2 separate regions of the Homo sapiens genome follow, and region 1 is linked to region 2. A link is an interaction called in ENCODE POLR2A ChIA-PET data of the cell type or tissue named here. Cell type or tissue: OCI-LY7. All regions are shown on one strand. Each heading gives the region's core, and the rest is flanking DNA. Links, peaks and the distances in the headings are about the cores only. Region 1 has its middle 38 kb from the start of LSM14A. Region 2 overlaps HPN-AS1 (HPN antisense RNA 1).

Region 1 (2,908 bases), core at 234-2,733, 950 kb before region 2:
GAGGGGCGCCTCTGCCCGGCCGCCCCTACTGGGAAGTGAGGAGCCCCTCTGCCCAGCCAGCCGCCCCGTCCGGGAGGGAGGTGGGGGGGTCAGCCCCCCGCCCGGCCAGCCGCCACGTCCGGGAGGGAGGTGGGGGGGTCAGCCCCCGCCAGGCGAGACGCCCCGTCAGGGAGGGAGGTGGGGGGTCAGCCCCCTGCCCGGCCAGCCGCCCCGTCTGGGAGGTGAGGGGCGCCTCTGCCCGGCAGCCCCTACTGGGAAGTGAGGAGCCCCTCTGCCCGGCCAGCCGCCCCGTCCGGGAGGGAGGTGGGGGGGTCAGCCCCCCACCCGGCCAGCCGCCCCGTCCGGGAGGGAGGTGGGGGAGTCAGCCCCCCGCCCGGCCAGCCGCCCCGTCCGGGAGGTGAGGGGCGCCTCTGCCCGGCTGCCCCTACTGGGAAGTGAGGAGCCCCTCTGCCCGGCCACCACCCCGTCTGGGAGGTGTACCCAACAACTCATTGAGAACGGGCCATGATGACAATGGCGGTTTTGTGGAATAGAAAAGGGGGAAAGGTGAGGAAAAGATTGAGAAATCGGATGGTTGCCGTGTCTGTGTAGAAAGAAGTAGACATGGGAGACTTTTCATTTTGTTCTGTACTAAGAAAAATTCTTCTGCCTTGGGATCCTGTTGATCTATGACCTTACCCCCAACCCTGTGCTCTCTGAAACATGTGCTGTGTCCACTCAGGGTTAAATGGATTAAGGGCGGTGCAAGATGTACTTTGTTAAACAGATGCTTGAAGGCAGCATGCTCGTTAAGAGTCATCACCATTCCCTAATCTCAAGTACCCAGGGACACACACACTCTGCCTAGGAAAACCAGAGACCTTTGTTCACTTGTTTATCTGCTGACCTTCCCTCCACTATTGTCCTATGACCCTGCCAAATCCCCCTCTGCGAGAAACACCCAAGAATGATCAATAAAAATAAATAAATAAAAAATAAATAAATAAATAAAAAAGAATATATTTTATTGGCTGGGCACGGTGGCTCGCACCTGTAATCTCAGCACTTTGGGAGGCTGAAGCGGGCGGATCACCTGAGGTCAGGAGTTCGAGACCAGCCTGGCCAACATGATGAAACCCCATCTCTGCTAAAAATACAAAATTATCTGGGAGTGGTGGCGTGCGCCTGTAATCCCAGCTACTTGGGAGGCTGAGGCAGGAGAATCGCTTGAACACGGGAGGCGGAGGTTGAGCCGAGATCGCGCCACTGCACTCCAGCCTAGGCAACAAGAGTGAAACTCTGTCTAAAAATATATTTTTTTAAATTTGTTTTGTATCAAGAAAAAAATACGAAAACATAACTTTATTGTAGCAATCTAATGCAGGTGTCTTTTAAAACTATCTTTTATTTCCAGATGGGACTTGGGAATTTCTTTGTTTTATTTTTTAAATACATTATCTTTCACAAACTCGGGGAGGAACAACTGTTTTTTAACCAAAAACTCCTCACCCAGGAACAAGCAAACTGCCTGAGAGCTGCATCTATTTTGCAATAGTGCCCCTGAAGCGCGCACGACGCCGCAGGGTAGGCGTCCCGCTCCTGACTGGACTCGTGGCACGGTCCTAAATTTGCAGAGGGACCCAGGGAGGATCAACCCACTCGACACTGGCAATGTCCCCACCTTCCCTAGCTGCAAACTGAAACCAGCAGCCGAGCCTCCCGCTCTAGAGGCGCGGCGAGGGGCGTGGCCGCGGCTGGGGTGGGGCTAGGGGCCGGGTCGTGCCCCCCGAAACTGGGCCGTGCCCCCCGCCCACCTCACTGCGCCTGCGCCCGAGGGCGCGGGGCAGGCTGGGAAGTAGCGTTAAGGTGGTGGTTGGGTGCTTTGCGGGTCACTTGTTGCGCTGCCCGCACGTTTGTCGCGGCTCCTGGATGCCTCTTTGGCCGCCTCGCCTGTTCCGGCTCTCTTATCTGCCCAGTCTTCCCGGCCCCTGCCCCGGACCCTCCTGCGCGCCCCTCCGGCTGCCTGTGTGCGACCCCAGCAACCGGCCCGGGGTCTCGCCGGCGCCGTCAGGTCATCGTCCACCCGGCTTGTTCTCAGCTTACCGAGAACGCCCCAGCCCCTGCGCTCCTCCTGTCTTACTTGTGTTGAGTCATTTAATCCGCTTTGCAATTGAGACATTGAAACGGAGACGCTCAGGAACGTGCTTCAGGTCACAGATCCAAGATGAGTTAGGGCCTGGAATTGAGTCGGGCTGCCTGCCACCATTCCACCTTGCATGTCACACCTGGACGAATACCCTGTGCTTCACCTAAATTCGCCTAAATTTTCACTATTTCTTTTTATTTTCTTTTCTTTTTTTTTTTTTTTCTTGATACAAGGTCTTGGTAGCCCAGGCTGGAGTATATTGGCGTGACCAGAGCTAGCTCACTGGAGCTTTGAACTCCTGGGGCTCAAGTGATTCTCCCGCCTCAGACTCCCAAATAGCTGAGGCTACAGGCGCAGGCCACTACACCCGGCTAATTATGACATTTTTGTAGAGGGGGCGGTCTCACTATGTTGCACAGGCTGGTCTCCAACTCCTGGGCTCAAAAGATCTCCCACCTCGGCCTCCAAAAGTGCTGGGATTACCGGCGTGAGCCACCGCATCCGGCCTGTTCACTATTTCTTTTTTCTTGACTTTCTTCTTTTTTTTTTTTTTTCGGAGGCAGAGTCTCACTCTGTCGCCCAAGCTGTAATGCAGTGGCGCAATCTCGGCACACTGCAACCTCTGCCTCCCGGATTCGAGTGATCGCCTCAGCTGGGATTACAGGTGCCTGCCACCACGCCTGGCTAATTTTTGTACTTTTAATAGAAACAGAGTTTTGCCATAATGGCCAGACTGGGCTTGAACTCCCGACCTCAAGTGATTCACCCTCCTCGGCCTCCGTA
Region 2 (2,908 bases), core at 148-2,647:
AGTGGAGAAGACAATCAGTCAACCCAGCCAGTAAGTAGGTGATTAAACAGTAAGTCAGGCGGGGCAGGGCTGGGGAGTGCTGGAGAAGGGGCATGCAGTATTAAACTGGGGGGTTAGGGTTCCCTGGGGTGCAGAGAGGTGCCCTGGGAGTGGAGACTGAAGGTGGTGGAAAAGGGAGCCGAGCTGGCTGGGGGAGCGGGGAGGCGGGGGGACATTCCAGGCAGCAGGAATCCAGGAAACCCATCCAGGAAGGGTGCAGGTGTCTCCTCCAGCCCCCAGACTCTGGGTGCTCAAATTAAGATGAACTTTGAGCTGGAATATCTCCCACATCCCACCCAGGACATTTCTCCTTTTCTGACTTTCTTTATTAATCCTGAGACTGGGGGACACCCCCACTCCGCCAGCGCACACACACACACACACACACACACACACACAAAACCCTCCCCAGCAATCTCTCCTCCAGTATGTTTTTCCCCTGATCTGTGAAACCCCCAAAGACAAGGGTTAGGGATGGGGTCTCTCTTGGTCACCAGTGTGTCACCAGAACCTACCATAAGGCATTTAAAAGCATAGGTTAGGGCTGGGCACAGTGGCTCACACCTGTAATTCCAGTACTTTGGGAGGCCGAGGTGGGTGGATCACTTGAGGTCAGGAGTTCAAGACCAGCCTGACCAACATGGTGAAACCTTGTCTCTACTGAAAATACAAAAAAAAAAAAAAAAAATTAGCTGGGTGTGGTGGTGTGCACTGGCTGAGGCGGGAGGATCGCTTGAACCCAGGTGGAGGTGGAGGCTGCAGTCAGCCAAGATGGTGCCACTGCACTTCAGCCTGGGTGACAGAGCAAGACTCTGTCTCAAAAACATAAAAAAAATGAAAAAGCATAGGTCAGATCTCATCAGATTCCTGATTAAAAGCATCCCTGGGTCCCCCTTACCTCTGGGATGAAAACTGACCTCCAAGCCTCCTCCTAAGAGGCCCCCACAGCGGCCTCTCTCTGCTCACCCTGCCTCCTCCTACACTGGCTTTGTCTAGCTCACTCCACACCGAGGGTCCAGCCACACTGGCCTCTCTGCTGTCCCTGGACCACGCCAAATGCCTTCCCACCCCTGGGTCTTTGCATCTGCTGTTCCCCCGGCCTGGAATGCTCTTTCCCAGACGTACACACGGCTGGCTCCTTCCATCATTCAGGCCTCAGCTCCAATGTCACCTCTGCAGAGAGGCCTCCCTAGCCACTGTCCTCAAATCAGCCCATGGGGCTCAGCCACTCTGCGCTACCTAAAGCTGGGTAACACAGATCTAACCCAGTTTCTCAATCCAAAATTATCTTTTATTTATTGCTAGTTTGTCGCCCATTTCCCCCCTCTAGAATAGGCCAGCACACTTTTATGATAAAAGGCCAGATAATAAATATTTTAGGCTTTCAGGGCCACACTCTGCCACAACTACTCAAAGCTTCTGTTGTAACATAAGAACAGTCATAGACAATACACGAACCGGCGAGCTGGCTTTCATGAAGACATTATTTATAGACACCGGAATTTGAATTTTACATGATTTTCACACCTCACAAAATTTCCTCTTTTGGTTTCTTTTTTTCTAACCACTTAAACATGTAAAGACTATTTAGATTGTAGGCTGTGCCAAAACAGGTGGAGGGCCAGATTTGGGCCCAAGGGTGAAGCTTGTCAACGTCTGCCCTAGAACATCTGTTTTATGAGGTCAGGGATCTCTGTCTTGGTCATTGCTGTGTCCCCAGGCCCTGGGATGTTCCCGGCATGTAGTGGATGCCAAAGTTGAACAAATATGTGCTATAGAAAAGGCTTCGACACATTCATTAATTCTTCCAACAAATATCCATTGAGGTTTGCCGTGAGCTGGGCTCTGGGGAGATAGCAGGGAACATAATTTGAACGTGGGGCAGTGAGTTGACATCCTTGCATTGAATGACTTGTGTTCCTCCAGAGCTGACCTGGCCCCCCGACAGCCACTACGAGCTGTGTGGCTTCTCCTGTCCCAGCTCCTGCACCGAGCCTGCCCTGCCCGACAGCTGTCTGACACCATGCCAGGATGGCTGCCAGTGTGACCCAGGATTTGTGCTCAGTGGCACGGACTGCTTGACCCCCATCCAGTGCAGCTGCTCCATGGGGGGCAGATACCACCTGGCCGGGGAGCCATTCTGGGCTAGGGAGCACTGTGAGCAATTCTGCCACTGCGAGGCTTCCACCCATGCTGTGTGCTGCTCCCCCTCCTCCTGTGGGCCAGGGCAGAGATGTGGGACCCTAAGGGGCATCTTTGGGTGCCACCCATTCTCCCCTGGCACCTGCCAAGCAGCCGGGCACTCACACATCATCACCTTTGATGGGAAAACTGTTGAGTTCTCAGGTACCTGTGTGTCCGTCTTTGCCGAATCCTGTGGCTCTTCCGGCTCACTGCCATTCTTCAGGATACAGCTGTGAAAGGAGAACAGATCCAGCAGCCCCCTCATGCTCATCTTGGAGGTGTCTGTCCAGGTTAATGGGACCCAGGTCCACCTGCGGAGGGACAGCCCAGGCATGGCTCAGATAAGCACCAGCTTTGGGACGTGTCGTTTCTAGGAACCCCAACCCTTCACCCAAACCCATAGGCCCAAGGGAAAAACTTATTCTGTCTCCATTATTTCTACATTTTACCTCTATTTTCTGATTATATGCCCATTTTTGACTATATCCATCAGATGCATTCAGCTAATATAACAGAAACACTCTCAGACCAGCTTAAGAAAAAAAAGAATTACTGATTTACACAATTGAAAAAAAAAATCTACAGGTGTATGGATTCAGGCATAGCTGGACCCAGGTGCTTGAACAATATGTCTCAAATCTGTCTCAATTTCTGGGCTCTCCTTTCCTTCATTTTCAGACAGGCA

The links. Peaks named below come from ENCODE experiments on the same cell type or tissue, not always from the same donor. Only the 100,000 strongest peaks of a DNase experiment are listed, where the experiment ranks them.
Region 1: POLR2A ChIA-PET joins it to region 2 with 13 read pairs; 1 of 35 experiments calls an interaction of 5 or more read pairs at or near these places.

The regions. Positions count from the first base shown.
Region 1 is chr19:34,132,742-34,135,649 of GRCh38, forward strand. No RefSeq gene overlaps it. Among named protein-coding and RNA genes, the nearest start is that of LSM14A, 38 kb to the right of the region's middle. RefSeq lists a silencer at 1,618-2,027 and an enhancer at 2,011-2,546. In OCI-LY7, for the core only: no CTCF peak of the experiment used is centred there; a DNase peak (open chromatin) is centred at 1,740; H3K4me3 peaks cover 1,658 bases; H3K27ac peaks cover 859 bases.
Region 2 is chr19:35,084,567-35,087,474 of GRCh38, forward strand. It overlaps HPN-AS1 (HPN antisense RNA 1), which reads right to left. Exons shown (of 4, transcript NR_024562.1): 3 at 2,390-2,534. It also overlaps the pseudogene LOC100420797. Among named protein-coding and RNA genes, the nearest start is that of HPN-AS1, 20 kb to the right of the region's middle. RefSeq lists enhancers at 1-366, 1,653-1,702, 1,813-1,922. In OCI-LY7, for the core only: no CTCF peak of the experiment used is centred there; a DNase peak (open chromatin) is centred at 1,575; H3K4me3 peaks cover 2,348 bases; H3K27ac peaks cover 2,500 bases.